Linked DNA regions of Mus musculus: regions 1 and 3 are each linked to region 2. Evidence: chromatin loops called from intact Hi-C (ENCODE). Cell type or tissue: left cerebral cortex. All regions are shown on one strand.

Region 1 (8,000 bases), 550 kb before region 2:
AGGAATGGAAACAGTCACTTGATCTCCTCACCTTAATCAGGAAATAATTTACAAAATCTATGTGTTTACATTTTAAAGCAATATATTCCCTTGATAAGAAGTAGCTTTGTGATGAGCTATTACTGAGAGAGAGAGACTGAGTATTATAAATGCTTAGCGCTTTGTAGTTAGCGCAGATCCAACACTGACATTTAAAAATGATTCTAAGCTCCTCTTTAAAGCAAGAGGACTACGCATGTTGAAGGGTGTACATCTACATGATAATTCACGCCAACCATGCACTTTCTACAGAATATCAAATGCTTCCTCACATAAATCAGTTCTGAGAACTTAGAGGCTCACTCATTAAAATTTACTTGCAATTCCTGTAACCTTTTCTCAGGAAGCAACAGCAAGCATAAAAGGTGCAGGGTTTTTTTTTTTTTTTTTTTTAAATGTGTGCAAAGCTTCAACTCTGGTCTATAAAGGAAATTTTTTGTGAGGAGTTGAAAAGTCTGGCAGAGGGTGAGTGGGAAACTCTCAGGATTTTGGAAGTGTGACACAGTGGATTATAACAAATTAGAAAGTTGTCACAGAGGACTGATGGAAGAGATCCCAGGCTGACTCGGATTTTCTGGTGCCTATGGGATGGTAAAATTGTGTTAACATGCTTAGCCACTAGGTTTATTAAGTTCTCACCTCCCAATGCAGGGCCAATAACAGCCTGCAGATGTTGTGGGTACCATTGCACCACTGTTTATTACTACTGACAATGCTAAATCTAGCTTTCTGATGTTTATAGAAATCTTGTGTCTTCCTTTTACTGAATAATAAACATGTCTTTTCAATTACAGAATAAAGTAAAAACCCAGCATGACATGCAAGACCACTGCCATTTGGATCTCACTGTCTCCCGTTTCTGCTCACCTAGCTCCCATGTTTAGACTCAAAGCTGTTTCTCCCCCTCTTTATGCAACTATTGTGCTTACACATCTGTATTACACCAGTCACCACAGTAAGTTATTAGTAAGTTACCTGAGTGCCTATGATATATAATATTAAAAAAAAACCAAAAAACCAAAAAACAAAACATGGGTACATACTTGGAGTTGTTATTCAATAAATAGATGCTTGGGCTTTTAAATAAAAACCACAACCATCAACTGAATCATCTGTTTGACACGCGCAACATGAACAATTCTATGAAAGAGCTCACTTTCACCTTTGTGCCACCTGCTTTTTTTGGGGTATGGGGAAGTCTCTGCAGAGAGTTAAATGTCTTTCCCACTTTATTGATAGAGAGATATGTATAGATTATGTTATACTGACTAGGTAAAATTGCCTGCCTGGGTATGATCTTGTACAGGAGCTGTAGAGAGAATCTTTTGTGCAATGTATCGCCTATCAATAAAATGCTGTTGGCCTATTAGCCTAGGCAGGGAATAAGGAGGTGGAAGTTTCGACACAGAGAAGGAATTCTGGGATAGAATCAGGTGGGAAAGATTCACCCCAAGCTCTGGGGAAACGGATGTATTAAACTCAGAAGCGGTAACCAGCCTTATGGCATTCATCCCATAGAGTAAAGGGGTTGAGTTACAAGCTAGTCGGGGAGCAGAAAAAAAAATCGTTTGGCTTAAGCATTTATTCACAAATAATCCAGTTTCAGAGTTGTTACTTCTGGAACTTGTGCGCGGGTGATAAAGCCTGCAGTTAGAAGGAGCATCTTGTAAGCTACGTTTAGCCAGTGATAAAGAGTCAGAAAAGAGAAGCGGAAGGAGTAGGAATGGGTGCTCTTCTGCTGTTTCCTGTATAGTGAGGATACATACGATCAGAGTCAAGACTGTCTCCTGAAAACCAGCAACGAACGATCTGCTAACTTCTGGAATGGGGCTTTCCACTAACCTGCACGGGCTTCAGCATGGATCCTTCTGATCCACCAAATAACAAGGTGTGAGATGCTCACACCTTGATTTTAGTCTTCGGTGATTGAAAGCCCTCAACCTGTCCGCCAGACTTCTGATCTACCAAATATGTGACAAAACAGTGTCTAAAGCTGCTGTTTGTAGCAACTTGCTTTACAACAGTGTGGGTGGCTTCTACAGTCCTTCTCCAATTACGTTAAATACATTACATGAACTTGACTTTCTCTCCTTTTGCTAAGTTACTTGTCTATTTAATTTATAGTTGCTCCTAAGTCAAGCCAGTGCTTGCTAGCCAGATTAGAAAAGTCATTTCAAATCAGATCACAAATTGTTACTGTATCATTCTTTGTGTTGGGTTCAGGCTGACATTAAGACCTTAGTGTATCTTATAATAAATAGCAAAGACATAGTGACAGAAATAAATATATGTCAAGAAGTGAACATGATAGTTTTAAAGCGAGAATGCTTTAAAGTTGCAGGGGGGAGTATATGTATTTTAAATTAATATTCTGCTTGGTTCTTGGTTAAATATGTTCCAAAGTTTGAATTTTTAAAGACTTTTTGATTTTTTTCCTCTTCTGTATATACAAAGAATATATATTTGTTGCATTCTAAAGAATTTTTGCTAACATGTATTTATCTTTTCTAATGCTTTATGCTGCTATTATTAGGTTGACTAGTCAATCATAAGGCTAGAAATGTAACTATTTTGAATTTTGAGACATCCAAATTTCTAAGAAAACATTCATAAGACATGTGATGATATGTTTGGGAAGGAATTATATACCAGCATCTTGATAACCTAAATACAATATAGTTATATGCTGAGCCTATTGCATTTTCAAAGCTTTGAACTAGGCATATCAGACAAACTGAAAGTGGCTATTTATGATGATAGTGAATAAGTACTCATCAATAGGTTGACTGTACAAAGATTTGTGAGAGCCCAGGGGTTATATGGAAGGTCAGAATATGTATAAATTCTAGGTAACAGCCAAGACCTTGTGATGTGTGGAGAGCTGACCATGGAGTAGGCTATGCAAACAACTATGCTGTCACCAGGTAAGGGTTATGCTACACATCAATCAAAAGGCAAGACCAAGAAGGTACTTTTCCAAGGGTATGCATGTTGTGTGGTTGCTATGGATATTTTATATGGTTTCTTGATCAGAAAGGAATGATGATCTCTTTATAGAACACACTGTAGGGATGGCATCAGGAAGTGGATACATAAGGGAAATATTGGGGATTGTGAAGTCACTGATTTCTGCGGTCCTTCTTTGGTCTTCTTTCTACTTTTCAACCTGTCTTATCCATACCTGTTGAGCTAACAGTGAACCAGTATGCTTAGAAGGCTGGTCAATGGTAAGCCCTCCAAGTTATGTGCACACATGATCAGTCTATACGTTAAGAAGAGTCAAGCAAGTATTATAGAGCTTATAGGAGCAAGCCCAAACTACAAAGAACACATAGGACATAGCGAGAAATATCATGGCCAGCCAGAGAAGTTAATATGGTAGGTGCTGAAACTTGAGGCAGGTCTTGGAAAAGATGAAATCATTCATATATATATATGATGCAAGAAGGAGCCAAAGAGAGGGACACATTTCTGAAATCAGGACCCTGTGTAGGGATGTGAGCTGAGAGAATGCCCAGCTGGTGAGGAGAATAACATCTAACAGAGGATTTAGAGTTGCTCTAATAGACAATAGGGAACAATTTCCATTTGTCAAACAGGTGGTGCTAATGAATTGAGGGTACTTAGGAGTCAATCAACTGCTCAGCAATAAGTTGGCAGGTAAGAAGCTTTAATTTATTAAGGAGCGCTTGCATTGGAGAAGTGCTCCCCAAATGGGTTTGATAACAGCCACTCTGAGGTAACTGCTGCAAGTGAAGATCGCTAAGCCTTTCTTGTGATGCTTATCTTTTCCAGGTTTGAGATTAGAAACATTTTTTTTTTCAATCTCACAGGATGAATCATATTTATGTGTACATAGCTCTATCCTAGGTAGTTAGAAAATGTGCTCAATAACAGAGTTTGCATTTTCTCCATGGGGAAATTCAGTTAGATTATGCAGGAGGGAATACACAACCTTGGGGAGAAAATCCAGGACTCTAATGAGCTTTGTTTAGGCAACTTGACAGGTAGCATGTAACAGCTTTAAATGTATCCCCAATTTATTGTATATTTTCATTCACCAATTTCTTGATTGTGGTGTTTATAAGAATGAGTGCTTTTTCAGGTTAAAACACTGTATTCCCAGAAAAAAATGAATAATAACAAATGTTTTAAAAATGAAATGTTAAGTCTTTACCACCTGTCTTTCCTATCACTAGAGGCATTTCCTTCTTATCACCAGTAGAGGGAGAAATAACTCTTACTATAAATAGCTCTTCTACAAGAAATAACATCTCATTCATCTAACACAGTTACCATCATACACTTGGACTTGTAATTAGTTCATGGAAAGTGTACTTTTGTGTATTTTTCTTTCACAAATTAAACTTGAGGATTAATAAATGGTCCATGCTATGCTTGATCATAAGCTTTATGTGTGCTGCTTTTCCGGCACAATACATTCCATTGCAGGTTATTTGGAGCCCTTTACTGACCTCTCCCTTTGCCTATGCCTTCTATCCCTCTGAGACCAGCTGTGACCAGCATCTTTCTGAACAATATGATCCTTGTTTGTTTTTGACTTTCTGGTCTGCTGCCCTTCTATACAGTATGCTTAAATTCATTGCTCAATGCTACTGTTGTCTTATATCCATTAGAAAAATAAATAAATTTCGACATTCTATAAAATCCTTCATCTGGAACTTCTAGATGGAATATAGGTTTCCAAATAGTTCTTTTTTTAGTATTGTAATATGCCTTGAGATAGTTAAGACATGCTTATGTGCACATTTGTTAGACTTCATATTTAACTTGACATTTACATCTTTGTTTGGTAAACCTGATAATTAATTTTAAACACACTGACTGCAGAATCTTGTGGTTTTCATATTCATGATCATAGAATGTTGTGTCAGTTCATTGTGGTTGCTCAATAAATCAAAGGGTCAGACTGATATGGGGCTATTTTTGAATGCAATAGTTTCTTTTGAATCATTGTCACTTATATTTCCTTAATGTATTGATAGTGAATTTTTATTCATTCTAAAAGAGAAAATTCTTGTAAGAAAGAATGCATTCTGTACTAAGTAGAAATTTAAGGATTTAAATATAAAAATTGGAGGGAACATCAAAAGATATTTAAGTGCCTTAAAATATCTCCCAGAGTTGTTAAGAAGTATTATGTGGGTTAAGAAACTTCTCTTGCAAAATGATTACGGATCTTCTACAAGAAAAAAAAAGTGTGGTTATAAAAGATGTTTCATATAAAAAATGTTTCACACATGAAATTAAGACAAAATTATAGAAGGATCCTACCAATACTATTCATTGTTAAGAATGAGTTTATTCTGACACAAGGGAAAAGTAGATGAAAATATTGCCCAAGTACTGCCCTGTTTAAATAAATATGTCCCATGTACTTAATTTTAAATGTCTGTAAGTCAAGTTACTATCAGAGCACAGTAGAACTCCATGGTTTTTATATGCATGATCAGGGATTGAGATTGCAAGGCAAGTGTTCTATCACTGTCTTAGGTACTGTTTTATTCCTGTGAAGAGACAAGACCAAGACAACTCGAAAGAAAGAAAGAAAGAAAGGAAGAAAGAAAGAAAGGAAGAAAGAAAGAAAGAAAGGAAGGAAGGAAGGAAGGAAGACAGAGAGAGAAAGAAAAGAAAAGAAAAGAAAAGAAGAAAAAAGAAGAAAAAAAGAAAAAATTAATTGTGGCTGTGTTTACAGTTTCAGAGGGTTAGTCAATTTCATCATGGAAGGGAGTGGGGCAGCATGTAGGCAGAAGTAGCTAAGAGCTTTATATCCTGATTTGAAAACAATAGGCAGAGAGATAAAGGCAGAGAGACAGAGAGGCAGAAACTCTATTTGCGTGGGTTGTTGAAACCTCAAAGCCCACTACCTACAGAGACATACCTCTTATAACAAGGACACATTTAGTCCAATAAGACCACACCTCCTTATTCTTTCCAAACAGTTCATCAACTTGAAGGAAGTATGTTGTGGATAGTCCTGGGACTAGTTATATTTGATGTTAATTCCATTCTGTGAGTGGTTGAGAACAAGGAATGAGTCAGCATTTAGGTGATTTCCTGTAAACCTGCTTCCCATCCTAATTTGTAAAATAAAGGAGAGCTGATGATTGGGCAGATAAAAGGGAAGGTGGAGAGGAAGGCAGGGAGAGAAGAAGGAGAAAATGGAAGAGGGAAAGGGTGCAGAGGAGGAGGAAGAAGGAGAAAAGCAGAGCAGAAGCACATGGCCTGGAGAAACTGCAAGTTCTAAGGGGTTCTAAGGGGTCTCATAACTTGTGGAAGATGGTAGTGTAGCGGTAGATCTGCCCAATCTAGGCACACAGCATGTGATCATATTAACTGTGTTGTGTTTTTGTTGCCGGGCATATTTTGGTTGGAGAGATTAACTGCAACAGAAGTATGCTAACATGCTTATGGGGGCCATTCTTATTAAGCCACCACAGTCAGTAAGCAATATCCTTGGGTTTCTCCACAAATTTCTTAAACTTCTTAATTTATTTATCTAGAAAAAAATATAGCTATTATCATAATTTGCCCTATCAACCTATGATCACTACACTATTCCCAAAGCCTTCCTTTGGCAGTAGGAAGTCTTAGGTCACACAGTTTCATGGCCAAGTTCCATCATACTCATCATGATATGACACTGGTATTAAGAAAGAGACAAAAATATAACAATATAATCAGATTTAAAGAGCTACAGGGTACAGTAGTTAAGAGGGCTTGCTGCTATTCCCCAGGACCTGGATTTGTTTTCAGAACACTTGATACGGCTCAAAACTTCATGCAACTTCAAGTCTGGGGGATCTGATGCTCCTTTCTTGCCTCTGTGGGCACCATAGTCATATGTGTTCCTCTCACATTAATTTCTAATTAAAATTAATAGATACAAATAAAAAACAACAGCCCACGATGGGCAACACACATATAAAATTGTAGGTGACTATAATCTACAAACAATTTGAACTTTTGACAAAGACATACAATTTATACCAGTCTGTACTGTTATTTTTACAAATTAGATAAGAATTTTGAAAGTGTAAAATACTTAATGTTGATGGTACTTCATAGATGACTGAGTCACCTAATCTAGAAAATATTTCCAGTCCTGTCTCTTCTACCATACCCTGCCCTCTTCTGCAAATGGTCTCATGGCCCATAGTCCTCTGTGAAGGAGGCCAAAACTTATCATGTCCCATACCCTGGCAAGACAGACTCTGCTCCTCCATGTATTTCCAAGTAAGAGTTGAGGTAGATAGAAAATTTAGAGGTTACAACGTACATGTCTGTCTCTACCAGTCCCCCAGGTGGATCCAGTGAAACAGCGAAGGGTCTGCAGGGAAGCAGCCTTCTGTAGGGAAGCAGCCTTCCATGAGGCATTTCACAGACACCAGAACTGATATCAATGACAGATTCAACATGGTCCTACTGATTGTTCCTCCTCTCCTAGTGATGGACTGAGGAAGTTAATTACCACAATTTTTAAAATAGCTATATTTTGCTTTCAGAGTATGAGGTTCATTCTACCAGTTTCTTAACCATATTTCATGTATATTATCTATCGGACACATTTTTAAATGTGCACTTTCAACAAAATAATTTTAAATGAATCAAATTTCAATATAAACAAAAATTAGAACTTCTGATCCCAAATTGAACATATCCCATCATGGCTGCTTTTTCCCTCCTTAAACATGTGCAATTTTGTAGACCTTAGTCCTTCCAACTACTTTCCATGTTCTTTGTACTTTGTTACAATAGGATAATGTATTTCGACATTATTCCTGGTGGTCATTAAATATTTAAAATATCAGGTATTTACGTTTTACCTGTTCAAAATGAACCCAGCTGTTCACCTGATGAAAAGGTGCCAGATTTCTTCTTTCTTAGATTTAACTTAGAAGAATAAATTTGAAACAATTCTGTAGGGACTGTTGGTCACA
Region 2 (8,000 bases):
TAAATGAAGTAAGTGTTGCCATTTTGAGTCCAGAAAGCACAACCAGAGAAACCTGCTAATGCATTGGTGTGAATCCACACACTAGAAGGTTATCCTTTGCACTTCTTATTTCCTTTGTTGAATAAAACCAGTGTGGTAGCTTTATCATAGAAAGCAATTTCCTAACATTCGAACCTATGTGACAGTCGAGGACCTTCCCAGTTAAATACCCACCATCTGCCAGTGGCCGTGATGTCAGTAGCCTGTCCACCCATCACACTCTAAGAGTATAATGGGACGTGGAATTTCAAGCTCTGATATCTATCCCACTGACTTCAGCAATTCTTCCTCGAAGCCATCAAACTATTGAGGAAGGTAATGTGTTCGCCTTGAAGGCTATTTTCAGATTCCTAAATGTGCACCGATTTCCACATTTTGTCGGGGGAGTATAATGCATCCTTTTCTGGCCCAATATACCTACTTCTTCCTAAATTCACTTTAGTATCTTTTTTAGAATGTTAACTATATAGTTTCTTGGCTTTATCTTCAGTATGCATTTCTCTGCTTTTAAAGAGAATACTAATTTGATATAGCACATCATCACTCTTTCTGAAAAATAAATATAAAATCCCACAGTATTACTCTTTCCAGTGTTGTTCACATCCATTGTTACCATAACTAATAAATTCTAAGTGAAAGGCTTATCACTAATTATTGTATATGACTCATTTTCTGGCAATTTAGTTTTTATTATGGTGGTTTACTGTAATGACATTATCGTAACTGTGCTCAGAAACTATTCCTTCAGGTTTTTAACTACAAGTATCCAAGCATTAGAAATTTTTCCTGTATTTATGTAAAGTTATTTGAGCTCCATTTTTACCTTTCATATGCACTGTGATGGGCTTTCAACAAATGATATGATGAAGTGTAGCTAATGGTTGCATGGGGGTTATGTACTGCTTTATAGTGAGTGATATGTTTGTAAGAATATTGTAAGCTGTATAGTTTTAGCATTGTCTTATTACTGAGGGATTATCATTGTACAAAATATTTATGGCAACATTTACTAATTGAATTAATCGTTGCTGATGTTCTGGAAATTTGATTTTCATTGTACTCCAGTGGAACCATAAACAAAAGGTTAAGTGGTACATCAGGTTAATTTATTGCCCTTTGATGTTTCCATCTGTGACCCTCCATTCAACACAAAGCATAAATAAAATGGCACTCATATGGTTGTGGTCCAGAGACATTGCTCCCTCCGAGATTGAAACACTGCATTCCTCCCTCATTGTTAATATCTGTGCTTCTCAAAATTCACCTAATCCACAGAACATCACTCTGGCACGGATCTCTGAGTTGATGTTTTATAAAAACAAATTAAGTTATCTCAGAGGGGGAAACTGTGACTAATAAACAAGCATACAGACTATGACTGAAAATCAAGAATAAAGTATTTATTTTAAAATTAATTAAAAAGATTTTTTTTTACACAAGATTTTCCACTTGGCACTGGCTGCAGCCAGACTTTACAAAAGTGTTTTATTCTAAAGACAAAACTCCTTAGCTGTAATATCACAATAACCACTTTCTAAGATGATCCACACTGAACTCGGATGCATGCTGCTGTTTACCACTCTTCATATATTTTTCTGAATTACCTATTACCCACTTTTTTTTTTGAGACAAGCAGCCAATGACGAGCATCAGAGGGGTTTTACCCAGGTGCTTTCCTGATTCCCATAGACCTGAATGTTCAAGTGTTACAGGAAGCAGCTTATGCCCTAATGAAATGGCTTAAAAAGAAAACACATGTACCTTTTAATTTTAGAACTCATATTCTGAGGACTTCTACTCGCTGCTACATGCATAGACTTTACAATCTAACTACCAATGTCTGACTCTGTTGCGCTTCTTCCTAAGGCTTCTTACATTTGCAATCTCCAGCTCTTTTTTAAATTACCATTTCTATATTGTTGACAAAATGAGACCATTTGTACATTTTAATGAGTGACTCTAAAAACATATTTTTAGTATAGTAGTGTTTTACAGACCTAACTTTTGAGTCTGAGAGCTACCTGCTGGGGGCCACTTCATAAGTTATTTGGTCAGCCAGACACAGCACATCTATTTTCGTATAGTGAGTCATGTCCTTTGTAGCCACATTCCTGCAACTACCTAGCCCATTGTCCAGGGAACAATTTTTATTTCTCTTAATACTGCTTTCATGCATAATAACTGTAATGAACAACCCTGCCAGTGCCTCCTGGTGGCCATGTTTTCTTTTTATTTTTTTTTCATTTTTAATTTTTTTTTAAATTTTGTATTATTCCTAGTGTCCTGGGTGTTCTTTGAAGGGATTTGCAGAAAAGAAGATACCTTTTAAAAGTGTATCATAATTAGGACATTCATCTTTTACCTTTGGAAAAAATCTGACACTAAAATGAGTCTTGAGTAAAAGGAAGGAAGGAAGGAAGGAAGGAAGGAAGGAAGGAAGGAAGGAAGGAAAAGAAAGAAAGAAAGAAAGAAAGAAAGAAAGAAAGAAAGAAAGAAAGAAAGAAAGAAAGAAAGAAAGAAAGAAAGAAAGCCCTAAAGGTGCTCAGTAGAAAATTGCGTCTAGATAATATCTGAATTTTCAGGGGACCAAAGACCTAGAGCACGCCGGCCCTTGATAAGTCAAAATTACTGCGTGAAACGAGGTATCTTGAAGGTGATGACAGGGACGCGGGATCTTTCTTCTTGTTGGTCAGTAAGCAAAGTGTAGGGCTCAGGAACTCAGCTAGCACAGTTGGCTACCAGTACGAAGGCCTCACCACCGGGTGCCTGCTACTTGGACTGTGCAGAAGGTCTGATTACACTTTTAGGTAGTTAGAAGTGTATTTTCTCCCTGCGGCTACAAGAACAAAGATGCTTCGGTTTTGCACTGACTTGACTCTAACAAAGGCAAAGTAGTCCTGGCCCGCACTGCAAGCCAGTGTTCCTTGTGGCACCACCTACCAGCTCTGAAGAGCAGGTCCTGATTCAGGCTCATATGAGGCTATTTTGCAGCCAATGCAAAGCCAGGCAAGGCAGCTGTGATCAAGTAGGCTAGGATTAGGAAGGGCCTCTGCCGCGCTGCCCTGGAGATAGTGGGTGGTGAAAGGGCTGAGCTCTGACCCGGCAACTTCCCGGACCACTTTCTTGTTCCTTTTCCTACTCCAAGAGTGGGGGTTCCTGTGTTTGCATGCCAGCTGCTATACTGTTACAGTGTAAATGCAACTTTTTCTGTTCCCAGCAGTTCTTCCTTTGGAAACTAACTGGAGTGTAAAGTGACTATTGAGTTTCACCGCCCAAAGCCTCTCAAAGGCCATGCCATTACATGCGCGCGGCAGAGTGCTGTCTGAGCCCTGGGCAGCCTTGTCTGAGACTCGCTCTTGGGGTCCTTCCATCCTCCCCGGAATGCTGGTCTATCTCCTCTGAATCTGGAGCCCTGACACGCCCATTTCGGGCTTCTGAAACCTTCTACATTCTCAGAAAAAGGCTGGAAGCGACTCTAAACTGCAGATAATGCCACAGACCAGGGATTCCCGGCCTGCTGTAAGACAGTTGCTGCAAGTTCACGAGTTGGCCCCGGGGCCAAGATCCCAGTTTCTCGCCCCTCGAGGGTTATGCTCTCAATTGCACGCGCCGAGCACGGTTCTGGCACCCTAAAACTACCTTGTCTGGGCTGCAAGGCGCTCTCCTCTGCGTATGACCCCCGCCTTTCCAGCATGTCACAGAGTCCCCCTCGCTTTAGCCCGGGGAGCCGGGTTGCCGCACCCTTCCTCCGCGGGCTCCCACCCCCATTTCCGGGGTCTCCTCCCTCTTGTCAGCACCTTCTCCGCCCTCCCCACTGCCTGCCCGCGCTCACCTGGTTGTTTTTGCAGAGATCAGCCCACATGCTGGTGCCGTCCCCTCCGCGCATCAGGACGTGGTAGGTGAAGAAGTAGATACCCGGTATGGAGCAGGTGAACTTGCCCGTGGTGGGATCATAGTGGTTTCCGAGATTGGTTACCACGTCGTCGAACTTGAGCACCTCGTAGCCTTCGTGCTGCCGTTTGAGGCCAGCGTAAAAGGCGATCTTGGGCACCGTGCTATAGGTGGCTGCACTGATAGCCCCGGCCGCGTTCAGGCCGGGCGCCCCAGGCGGGCCGGGCAAGCCTTGGCGACCCGGCTCTCCCTTCTCGCCCGGGGGCCCCACGGGGCCCGGCGGTCCGGGCTCTCCCGGGGGCCCACGCGGGCCTGCCTTCCCCGGCCTACCGGCCTCGCCTTTGGGACCCTGGATGAAAGTGGGCAGGGACTGCATAAGGCCCCGGTCCGGAGTGGCGGCGGTGCTGGGAGCCTTGGTGCCCCCATAGGGGTCGCAGACCATGCGGCAGGTGCCCAGCATCTCGTAGTGAGCCGACGTGCCGGCCGAGCTCACCAGCACCGGGATGAGGATGACCAGCAGAAGCACCATCACCACCCCCAGCGCCCCGGCGGCGATCAGGCGCCTCCTGCTGCCCACGAGCCGGCTCAGCGCGGGCCGATCCTCTTGTCTGCTTTTGGACAAAATTTTGAAGGTTGGGCGGGGACCTCTTCAGAGCCGAAAACAATCCCCCTTCGAACCCCAACTCCCCTGGGCGGGCGCGCGCCGGTCGCTCTTGACCGGCTCCTGCTCCCCCCCGCTGAGGCTGCGGCTAGGGAGGGAGCTGGGGCGCCAAGTGACTTGAACTGAAGTCCCGAGCTGGGGGTGGGGGTTGGGGGGAGGGGTGCTCAGGGCGCCCTCTCGCCTCCTGCCAGCCCCTTCGCACCTGTGGCTGCGGCGGGTGCCGGAGCGGCCACCCGGAGGGCAAAGCCAGCTGCCGCCTGCTGCGCTCGTCCGGAGCAGCTCACACTTTTATGCCGCTGCTGCCCGTGATCGACTTTTCCTTTTTTGCAGACTGCGCCAGTTCTCACCAACTTTCTGTCTGAAGTTGCCCTTTTTTTTTTTTCTGCTTCTTGCTTTTCTTTTGTTGGCTTGGTTCGTCTGTCCTTGTCTCTTTTTTTTTTCTTTCTTTCTTTCTTTCTTTTTCTCCTGCAACTCCAACAGAAACGCACCCCCCAACCCTAGAGGGCTGCGGTTGCTTGGGGTCGGGAGGCCCCTGAGATGCGCGGAGCAATGGCAATTCGCAGGATCCGCGGCTCAGAGAAGCTCAGGGACAGAGGAGATAGGAGCTAGCCAGCAGCATCGAGAGCCTCGCCGCCGAAAAGCTGAACGAGAGAGCTGAACGCAGAATTCTGCCTGGGTACCACCTGCCAGGAGAAGAGGAGGCTGACAAACGCGCGCCGGAGCAATTTATAGGAACCCAAGGCACAGAGGAAGGGGAGCCGCTTTGGCATCTCTCTGCAGCATCTGCTCTGCTCATCCCACTCACACAGAGTTTGGCATTACTCTGACAATGTGGGATTTTTTTTTTTCGGCCTCTCCCCCCTCTCAGCAAGGGATGAACAGTGAAACCCTGAATACTTCCTTGTCTAGCCCAGACGATGGCAGCGCCCTAGCTGGTCATACTAGGGGGAGGGAGACAGCTGCGCAACTGCTCTCAGGACTCAAGGGTCACACCTAAATCTATTTCCCCAGTGCCAACAGCTCTTGTTGGAGGTGGAAGTGAAGGTTGAAAGGAGGGAGGTTTGATGACAACATTTCTCCTCTGGCTCATCCACAATCAGTGCTTCAGGTGTTTTTCAAAATGCCACTTTTAACATAAGGAGGGCTCTCTCCAATTTTCCAGACAGTAGATGTGCGTGCTTTTTTTTTTAACCTTAGCATTTGCTTCCATAGCCTTCTAGATGAAATAAGATGAGAACAGTGACGTGTACTTAAAAACCAAAGGACATTTCTTGATTTAAATGAACTTGCCCACCGCCCAAAAGGAGGAGGGCTGGTTCTTTTCACAAGTGCCAAGGGCTTGAGCATGCATGTGCATTTGACTCAGAGGCTTCCAGTTGCAGAGCCCTTCAGGAGACACCATCATTGGACTTGAAGTTGCATTTGCTTAAAAATGCAGCGTGCAGGAGAAGTCATCCCTTGTCCAAAGGCCTTTGAAGGTCTTACAATAAAGCAAGTGGTATTTGCGAAAGTGCTGGTTTTCATGAGACAGAGTTCTTTCTGTAGGTACCATAGCAGATTTCCCAGATATGCATTAGGGGAGGGAAAATAGGGAAATTATGACAAAGAACAGCCACCACCCCTAACAGTGGAAGAGCTGGAAGAAGAAACCACTTGAATTTAGAATACTAATAGAGGGGCCCCAGAGTGAGTATTAGGGGAGTTACCCCACTGGCAAATACATTTGACATATAAGAAGGGTTTAAATAAGTAAGTAGAATTGGTTTCCTAAATCACACTTTTGCATTCAGGAGCAATAGATGTCAATCAAACGTGGATGACATTTACTTGTCAATACGGAACGATGGCTGGGAAGACAGTTACTTATTACAACGGGGTGAGAATCTGAAATAAGGAGCAGGAACAAATAATAATATAACAAGCAAGTAGTACATGCTAGGTAACTATCAGCAGACTCTGGTCTTGCCTGTAGGCTCCACAGCAAGGTATCTCCTTCAAGATTCCACAGCCCCTCTGCACTGTGCCCCATCCCAACAGTTAAGTTCCTTCTCTGATTCAAAGCAAAGTCAAGTGGGCAGACATAGAAACCTTCATTGGCTTCCTGGAGAGGAATGTCAGCAACTGAGAGAGAGTCAACACTAAGGAAGTGGGGCTCTAGCCACTGGTAATGAGGAATGACCCCTCCGTCCCTCAAAACCTTAGCTTTTGTTTTAGGATACATTTGACACATATATTCTGTACAGTTTTGCTCATGTGAACTACCTGGTTTCTGTATTTTTCCCCCCACTGGCTAGCATGGAGAACAAACATTCCAGATCATAATATCAACACCTACCTTTCTAACACCTTCTGAGTTATTTCTCAGAGAACTTTCTCTGAGGTGAGAAAATGGTAAGCTTGTGATGTCCATAATGGAAGGAAATATACTAATGCAACAGAACCTTCTATCCTGTTCCTGGATATCTCAGTCCACGGAGCCTTTTCATTACTAAGAAGAGTTTGGTAGAAGGGGGTGAAAAGGTTTTTGTTTAATAGCAATAAATAAATGCTCATCAAAAGCCCAGAACACAAAGAGTTTTCCTATGAAAGATGCGTATTTTATGAGTGAACCCATCAATGCAAATGTGAAATATTAGAGTCAAGACAACCCTGAGAAATTAGTTTTCACCTTGCTCATACAGGCAGGAAGAACCAGAGCTGTGCAGAGAATCAGGGCCATTGGTGACCCTGCTGGGATAAGCTCTACAAAATATTAATGCACCAAGCCCCACCTGAGAGGAGTAATAAGATGGGGGCTTTCCTCCACTAACCTCTTCTTAGGACAATGCAAAATTTGACATTTCAGGCAAGGGCCCTGACATCCTGGAAGACTGCTAGGGTTTGTCTAGTGCTGCTTGTTCAGAGTGACAGGATCCTCTCCAGAGTCCCAAGGCTGACCCCATACTCTGTGCTTTTCATGAAGTAAGTTGGAATTGTTGCCCTCCTTCCTCTTTTCTAGAAACACCCCACCATGAACTTGGAAGGGGAAGCAGCCTTTGTGTCTGTAAGGTTCTCAGGGATGACTTGGTAGTAAACGAACGTATGGCTGCTTGCTGTCATTTTCTACTGCTCCAGTTTGCAGACGCTTCTCTGGAGAGTTACTCATGCTTCATCCTTTCTTCTGACAGTTTGAATAAACCGTCTGATGTGGCTTATTACTCATCTTCTTTATGTATATAATAATAGAATATGTGTCAATTAAAAAATATTTAGTTTTCTTTAGTGCTCATGAGAAAAGCAATTTTTCTCTCACAACTGATATTGGTCTTGAAAATGACAATGGAGTCTCTTTTGGACAGCATCCTTCTGCTGTTTCTGAAGAAAAGAAACAAAACAACAAAAACAAAAACATGCCTGGCATTCCTATTAC
Region 3 (8,000 bases), 230 kb before region 2:
CATTATGCTATATCATGACTATAACTTTGTATTTTTAATTGTTCCATAGCATTCCAGTACAACATTTCAGTACAGAGCATTTCATGTAATGAGATATTTTTTCCAACCACATTTTAAACCATAAGTAGTATGGTATGGTTTGTTTGTTTGTTTGTTTGCTTTTAGAAACCAGTGGCATGGTTCAAAGGACATGTCTAACATCCATGAGGACCTGGGTTCAATTCTCTGGTACTATCAACAGAACAGAACAAAAACAAAAATGTGTTTTATTGCATAAAGGATGGAAAAATACATATTTCTTTATGTCTAGTATTTTTTCATCTTCCTATAATGTTGACATATTTGTCACAAAGTGAGATCATAAATGATACCTGCCTACTTTTGCTTTCCATAATTTCCTCTATACTGACCCATATTGTTCAAGGTAGAAATTCTTTAAAGACTGTATGTATGTATGTATGTATTTATGAATCTGTCTGTCTATCTATCTATCTATCTATCTATGTATCTATCTGAAATATTTCCACTATCCATATATTTAGTTTTCCCCTATTTGCTAATTTTAATGAATGCTTAGGTTTATTATTTTAAATAGTGCTTAAATAAATATGGATGTCTCTTATCCATACCAATTTTGATGCCCCTGATTATATATCCAGAAGTAGGATTTTTGAGTATTATAGTAATAGTACTTTTGGGTTATTATTTTTTTTAAAGAGAGGCCTCTGTACTATTTAACTGTTTTATGTGGTTGGGTACTTATGTTGGATTCATAAGTATTTGTGTAAGTAACAACATGACAAATTCTTTTAAACAAATCTTGTAGCTCTTATGTTATTGCTGATTTAGAGTTGACTTACAGAAATGGGACAGTCAATTCAAAGTTGTAAGCAAATGGACGAGGCTTGCTACTTATTGTTAATGACATTGCTTTCTAAACTTATATTACAAATGCCTAAAATTTCTCCCAAAGAGCACAAAGGACCAGCTTTATATCTATCTTTATAAATACCTAAAAAATTTTGTCTTTTTTTCAAGTTTTGCGAAAATGGTGGGCAAAATGTCTGACCTAAGTGCTTAAATTTGCATTTCCTTAATAACAGATTTCATGTTATAGGTTCATTCTCTTGTGGTCTGTATATTCATGCCTCATTACTATTTCACTATTGGGTATTTCTGTTAGATTCTTTATTTGAAAAGAAATTTGGAAAACATGCATGATGGAAAATTAATGATATTCTAAGTTATGAGTGGCTTTTTTTTCCGGTTTTGTTGAGATGAGCTCTCAGGTAGAGAGAATTGGTCTTGAACTAGCTATGTAGCTGACCCTGGCCCTGAACTCCTGGTTCTTCGCACTGCTCAAGTTCTGGGAGTGCTTTATTGATATAGAATCTGTGGTTCCCTTAGAAAAACAGGGCAAATTTATATTGACTGAAGCTTTCCCACATACCAGATAAATAAGTGTGTGCTGACTTCCTTCTGTTCACACTCAACCAACAGGCTGTATGTCGATGGATGAAGCCTGTAATACTGGGAGCTCCGTGAAAAGCAATACAATCCCCACTGGTTTTTCTCCATGATTGTTAGCAAGCAAAATAGGCTGCTATGGCACTCGCTGCCTGGACCTCTGTGGTTTATTTCTTCCACCTGGTTCTTTGGAGAGTTTTATCGCACACAAATGGCATTCTCTGAGCCATCACCATGGAAACCCAAGGATTCCTATACTACTTCTGTAGAATGTAGCCTATCTAAACTAGAGGATGGAATTCACATCTCATAGTTCCTGTCTCACAGTAACTTTGACCATCATGTCAGTGGGAATGGGTATTTGAAGTCCTTTCTTGTATAGGGGAAAATTTCACCTGCCTGTTAAGAAGTCCTCCATGTTCTTATTTGATTGTTTGGGGTTTTACATTGTTGGCACTGCAGACTGAATGCACAGCTTTGGAAATTCCTGGCAAACACTTTCCTACTGAGATATATTACCAATTCGTTCATGTACACACACACACACACACACACACACACACACACACACACACACACACACAGTTTTTATTGTTAATTATGTATCTGCATGTATGTGTGTAGGTACCTGCAGAGGCAAGGAGATAGCACTGGATATCCCTGGAGTTGGAGATAAAGGTGTTCATGATCTTCCTTAAATGAGGCTTAAAACAAAACCTGGGCTCTCTGCAGAGTACTTGCACTCTCCCTGACTGAGTCATTTATCTAGCCCATATATTTTATGTTTTATTAAGTCTCTCAGGCTAGCCTCGAACTTGCAACCCTCATTCCTTTGCTTTTCAAGTAGTGGAGACTGCAGTACTATGTCTAGTGACCTCTAAAGACATTCAGTGTGCACTCAAATTTGAGAATTATGGAGCAGGGTGGGGGAGAGGGTATAGGGGGCTTTGGGGGTAGCATTTGAAATGTAAATGAAGACAATATCTAATTTAAAAATTCAAAAACATGAGAATTATGGAGTGAGACCTCATAATTCAGAGACCTCAGCTTCTAATCTGTGTTCTTACTCTAATTCAGCAACCAGAGGAAAGTTACCCACTCAAAGTTGTTTACTCTCTGTACCTCAACTTCCCTGTTTACAATGTATTAGAGGCCAAAGAATCTTCAAAAGTGATTTAAGGCTCAATCCAAATTATTTTGTAATAGGTTTCAAGTTATTTTTGATTTTGTCATTAAAAATAAACTGTGGGCCATAGGAGAGCCTCGACCTCCAACAAACAGCATGTTCTTCAATAGAAGCAATCAATGGAACTAGGAATAATTGAAAACAAATGCATGAATTCTGGAGACAATCCAGAGATGGCTGACTGCATTTGAAGCCTGCAATATGTCTATGGGCAAAGACTTGAGATTCCTCCTTCTTCTGCGTCTGTCATCTGTCTGTCTGTCTTGCCCTGTTTCAAGATGAAAAAGACTGGCTTCTGCCTGCATGTGGTTCACCCAGCTCCTTTTCTTCATCTGGCTCATTTGATCTTAATTACCGGGCTGCTTCTTGCCTCACAGCCGCTTGTTTAAGGAACATATGGCAGGAGGTGCTGATCACAGGCAGCAGACAATGTGTTACTAAAAGGAGAAGAAATTTTCCTTTACATAAGAAGCCATATGTGGTCCAAATTTATCCATACTGTATTACTGCTCTGTGTATTTAAAAAAAAAAAACTTCTCTGGTATTTCACAGGTATTGGTTTCAAACTCTTGTATATTTGATAAAGACCTGCTAAACATTGGCTGGGATTTTTTTTTTTTTTTAGTTTGTCTTATAATACTCTTGGATCCTTTGTTCACATCAGCAACAGTGGGATACAACATCTACTGCCTCCTCTTGATTCACCCCCTTAGAGTACCCTCAGATCTTTGGTCTCAGTGGGTGTTGTCAAGGTGCTCTTTCCTTGAAAGCAGTCTAACTGCCAAAGTCCCCACACTTCTGCTGCACAAGGTGGGAGAACAGACTATTCCTTCCCCAGGTCCTGACTCTTTGTCCCTCTCAATGAGACAGGGAGTCTCTGGAGCTTTACTCTTCAACACCTCAGAAAACACCTGCATAGCATCAAAGCTATGGATCATGGCCGACTGCCAGCCATCTGGCTGTGGCCCTCTACAAATCTCCTTCAATGCACTTCCCCTTTAAAGTCTTGTCTCGAAATCCTCTTTCACTCTCACCCAGCTTCATTTGCTTTCCACCACCTCTGGCCATTGGGCCTTTCAGAGAAAGCATTAGACACAAGGACTGCTGAGTTTCCTTCTGGCTTACAGCAGCTCTGCCTTGCCATCATCCTCAGAGCTGAGTATTTCCTACTGTGGCACCTACAAGATCTAATTGCTTGGCATGCTGCTTCTGACATCACGGTCTGTTGCCATGGAAAGTGCCTCCAATTCAGTAGGATGACTTATCTGCCAGAAGGAGAGGATGCTTAAGAGGAAGACATTTGTTTAAGCATAAATATCTTTGATATTTAGCAAAGAGGCAAGAGACACTGTAGAGGACAACAGAGGAAGCAAGAATTCCAATTTTCATGCTTCTTGGCTCTCAGGGCTCCTCTTAGGTACAAGCCAGGTGTTCAACTTTCTTTAGGTCTTCACATCATGTAAGAACGTCAAGGTGATTGTTACTTTAGCTCTGGGGTTCACTGGGAATAGTGTCAGTGCTTGGAAGTGCTCAGAGTTCAAAAAGCAGAGCATCATTTAAAATATTACATCAACTTCTTGATGTTTCTATCAAATAATTCTCTGGGTAGAAAGATGAGCAGTCGTCATTCTAAATAGAATTGCTCATCTCAGAGAAGTGATATCAATGAAGGTGGTTTACAGATAATTCAAGCTAGTTTTCCCCTTGTATATTTCTGATAAGACCAGCATCCCCATATTTGCTCCTTCAAATTCCTCTAATAATGTCTACTGTTGAATTGATGGGGTTTCCATGAACAGCCTTGCCAAAACTCCAAATCCATTCTCATTACCTAGATGCAACAATGCCATGGCAGTTGACAACATTGTATCTGGAAAATTGTTAAGAGTTATGGTTTTCTCCATTTGGTAGCTTGTAATTTGGTACTTAGAATTCTAGGCAAGACAGCAAATTTGAATAAATGTGTCTACATATCCTAGACACAACTTTTCTCAAATCATCTTAAAATGGAATGTTTAAAAAGAAGACAAAACTATCTCATATGCTTGGTCCTGGACACTCTAGATCTGCAAAGAAAGTTCGAGAAACTTATGCAAATAGAGCAGTATGGGGGCCTGGGGCCATCTGGTCACAGATTGCTTATGTGCAAAGTTAGAAGCCCTTAAGTTGGTCAGACAGAAGAAACTAAGCAAAGAATTTCTGATCTTTCTCTTGGTGTGTTAGGGTTTCTACTGCTTTGAAGAAACACCATTACTAAAAGCTACCTGGGGAGGAAAGAGTATATTTGCCCTATATATCCAGATTCATGGTATACCAGGAAAGCCAAGGCAAGACCTCAAACTGGGCAGGAATCTGGAGGCAGGAGATGATGCAGGAGCCATGAATGAATGCTTCTTACTGCCTTGCTCTTTGTGTCTTGCTTTATTAAAAGCCCAGGATCACCAGCGCAGGAGTGTCCCCATCCACAATGAGCTAGGTCTTCTCACATCAGTCACGAATTACAGAAATGCTCTCCAAGCTTGCCTATATCCCAATCTTCATTTTCTCATCTGGGCTTCCTTCTGTAGTTTATATGAAGTTGACATAAACTAGCTAGCACACTTAGTCTTATCAGACCTGAGAAACAGGTACCAGGCACCAGAGTGTATGTTCCTTTTAGGGACTGGAAGTAATGAACACTTGATTCTCATTGGCAATATAATATCTCCTACTAGAAGCTTAGAGGCCTGAAAGAGTTGAGCAGAATGGACAAGCACTGTCAGTTACTATGTTTAATGTAGAAAAAAATGCATTGCATGAGAGAGAACTGCTGGTTGAGACCTTATGGTGGTCTTACTCACTTTCCTACAAGTTACTGTTGGAAGCATTTGGAACATGTTAGCATCACAAGATCCAGGCCTCTCTGGTACACTTGGTGAACTATGTCTGGAGTATTTGAACAATAGCCTCTGTATCTGAAAGTAAAGTCAATTTGGTTCACAACATGAACTGTGGTTAAAGTGATTGCTGGGGTTGGGCAGGCCACGGGGAAAGGTATGAATAGTCAAAGAGAGGAAAATATCCAAGGATTCTGTGTGGAGATTTTCACTAGCATCCATTTCTTATATGTGATTGTCATTGCAGGGAACAAGAGGATGATCTAGTCAGTTTTCTTCTCTTCTCTTTTCTTCTCTTTTCTTCCTCCCTCCCCTGGGAAAACCTGAGGTCACTTTTCACCTCTTCCTAGACAACGCAGAGTTAAGGATCTGAGCTTCACTACTTTAAATCACAGCTTCATTTTCTACAAGCTGCTGCTGTCAGCAATAAATTAATAAAACTATGTTGTTATGATTTCTCCATTTGTCAAGTGGATGACACTGGTACTTACCTCATAGGGCTGTTGTGCGTTTTACATTGAGTGTTCACTTCAACATAGGAGAAAATTTGCATGCGCAAATACCCTAAAATAAGGAACAATACAAAATAAGCAAAAACAAAATTGCTGTGGTTTTAAAAATCTCAGAAGTTGAATGTGGTGATACATGCCTGTAATCCCCAGCACTCTAGAGGCTGAGGCAAGAAAATCTCTAAAAGTTCAAGACCCACCCAGGTCTACATAATGAAACCCTGTCTTAAAAAAAAAATCAATCAAATATAATCAGAAAAAGAAAAAGAGCAAGAAACAGAAGACTGGATAATACTGTAACAGCATTGTGAATTAAATAAAATGTGGCAATATTTTTTCAGAAGCCAGAGAAAAATGACAGCAATAGTGAAATGATGTGTATATAAAGTATATCACCATGAGGTAAGTATGTGGGATTCTGATGAGTGATACGAACCAGCTTCCAGCAGAGAGAAAAAGCAACAGAAAAATCACCAAACAATAATAATTTCACTTCTGATAGTGGGTCGTTTTACAGTGGGCATATGACTGTAACAGACCCCTGACCTTAAAACCCATTTCATAGGCCCCAACACCTGACAAGATGGGAACAAAGACCTACTCCATAGTTCCAGGAGAGTTTCTGAGTAAGAAGTCCTGAATGTAGTAACTTTGCATTGGGCTTCTGTGGTTCCACTTGTTGCTAACTCAAGTGTGCCCGTCAGAATTAGGTTTGGTGCATGAAAGACAAAGGGCTTGAAGGCTCAAGGTTCGAGACCTGGGACTGCATGACCTGGACAGGTTTCCCATGCCACCGCTGAGCAGCAGTAAGGCCTTTCTTTTTTTATTTTAAAAGTACATAGTAAGAATTTAGTTTCTTTAAAGTCCTAGTTATGTTATATGAATACATTTTTGTTTTAATCCCACAGGTGGGATAAAAGGCTACTTCATAACAGGCGATTATGATTTGCCTCATGCACTAGCAGGGGCATGGTTTTTGGCAGCTACAGTGTCTTAGTCAGGGTTTCTATTCCTGCACAAACATCATGACCAAGAAGCAAGTTGGGGAGGAAAGGTTTATTCAGCTTACACTTCCACACTGCTGTTCATCACCAAAGGAAGTCAGGACTGGAACTCAAGCAGGTCAGGAAGCAGGAGCTGATGCAGAGGCCATGGAGGGATGTTCTTTACTGGCTTGCTTCCCCTGGCTTGCTCAGCTTGCTTTCTTATAGAACCCAAGACTACCAGCCCAGAGATGGTACCACCCACAAGGGGCCCTTCCCCCTTGATCACTAATTGAGAAAATGCCTTGCAGCTGGATCTCATGGAGGCATTTCCTCAACTGATGCCCCTTTCTCTGTGATAACTCCAGCTGTGTCAAGTTGACACCCAAAACCAACCAGTACGATTGACCCCTTGTCAACTTGACACACAAACACATCACTAGTAAGCCTCAACCCTTAGTTCTTATTCATCCCCAAGATCTTAAATAACTTTAAAAGTCCCACAGTCTTTATATATTAAAAGTTCAATCCTTTAAAAATATCCAATATCTTTTAAAATCCAAAGTCTTTTTATAATTAAAAGTCTCTTAACTGTGGGATCCACTAAAATATTTTCTTCCTTCAAGAGGGAAAAATATCAGGGCACAGTCACAATCAAAAGCAAAAATTAAACTCCAACTGTCCAGTGTCTGGGATCCAATTCATGATCTTCTGGGCTCCCCTAAGGGCTTGGGTCACTTCTCCAGCCATGCCCTTTGGAGCACACACGTTGTCTTCTATGCTCCAGCTGCCTGTAGTCCACTGCTGCTGCTGTTCTTGGTGTTCATCTCTTGGTCCTGGCATCTCCGAAACACTGCTGTCTTTCACTGTAACTTGGCCTCAACAATAGCCTTTAATAGGCTCTCTTCATGGTGCCAAGCCTCAACTCCTTTGCATGACCCCTTCAGTCCTGGGCCATCAATTACAACTGAGGCTGCAC

What was found. A loop is a pair of places that touch in the nucleus more often than their neighbours do. Peaks named below come from ENCODE experiments on the same cell type or tissue, not always from the same donor. Only the 100,000 strongest peaks of a DNase experiment are listed, where the experiment ranks them.
Region 1: it touches region 2 in a loop (2.9-fold over the local background); 2 of 42 quality-filtered maps call a loop at or near these places.
Region 3: a loop joins it to region 2, with 7 times the contacts of the local background. A loop is called at or near these places in 3 of 42 quality-filtered maps.

Annotation. Positions count from the first base shown.
Region 1 is chr2:12,455,661-12,463,660 of GRCm38, forward strand. No RefSeq gene overlaps it. Among named protein-coding and RNA genes, the nearest start is that of Mindy3, 40 kb to the left of the region's middle. In left cerebral cortex, a CTCF peak has its summit at 4,260 (motif pointing right); DNase peaks (open chromatin) are centred at 261 and 557.
Region 2 is chr2:13,006,389-13,014,388 of GRCm38, forward strand. It overlaps C1ql3 (C1q-like 3), which reads right to left and starts at 4,476. Exons shown (of 2, transcript NM_153155.2): 1 at 3,872-4,476. The coding sequence starts at 4,459. In left cerebral cortex, CTCF peaks have their summits at 2,256 (motif pointing left), 4,502 (motif pointing left) and 5,502 (motif pointing right); DNase peaks (open chromatin) are centred at 2,105, 2,900, 3,492, 3,869 and 3 more places; H3K4me3 peaks cover 5,199 bases; H3K27ac peaks cover 2,620 bases.
Region 3 is chr2:12,774,054-12,782,053 of GRCm38, forward strand. No RefSeq gene overlaps it. Among named protein-coding and RNA genes, the nearest start is that of Pter, 150 kb to the right of the region's middle. In left cerebral cortex, no CTCF peak of the experiment used is centred here; DNase peaks (open chromatin) are centred at 1,676, 3,031, 3,841 and 4,744; H3K27ac peaks cover 2,042 bases.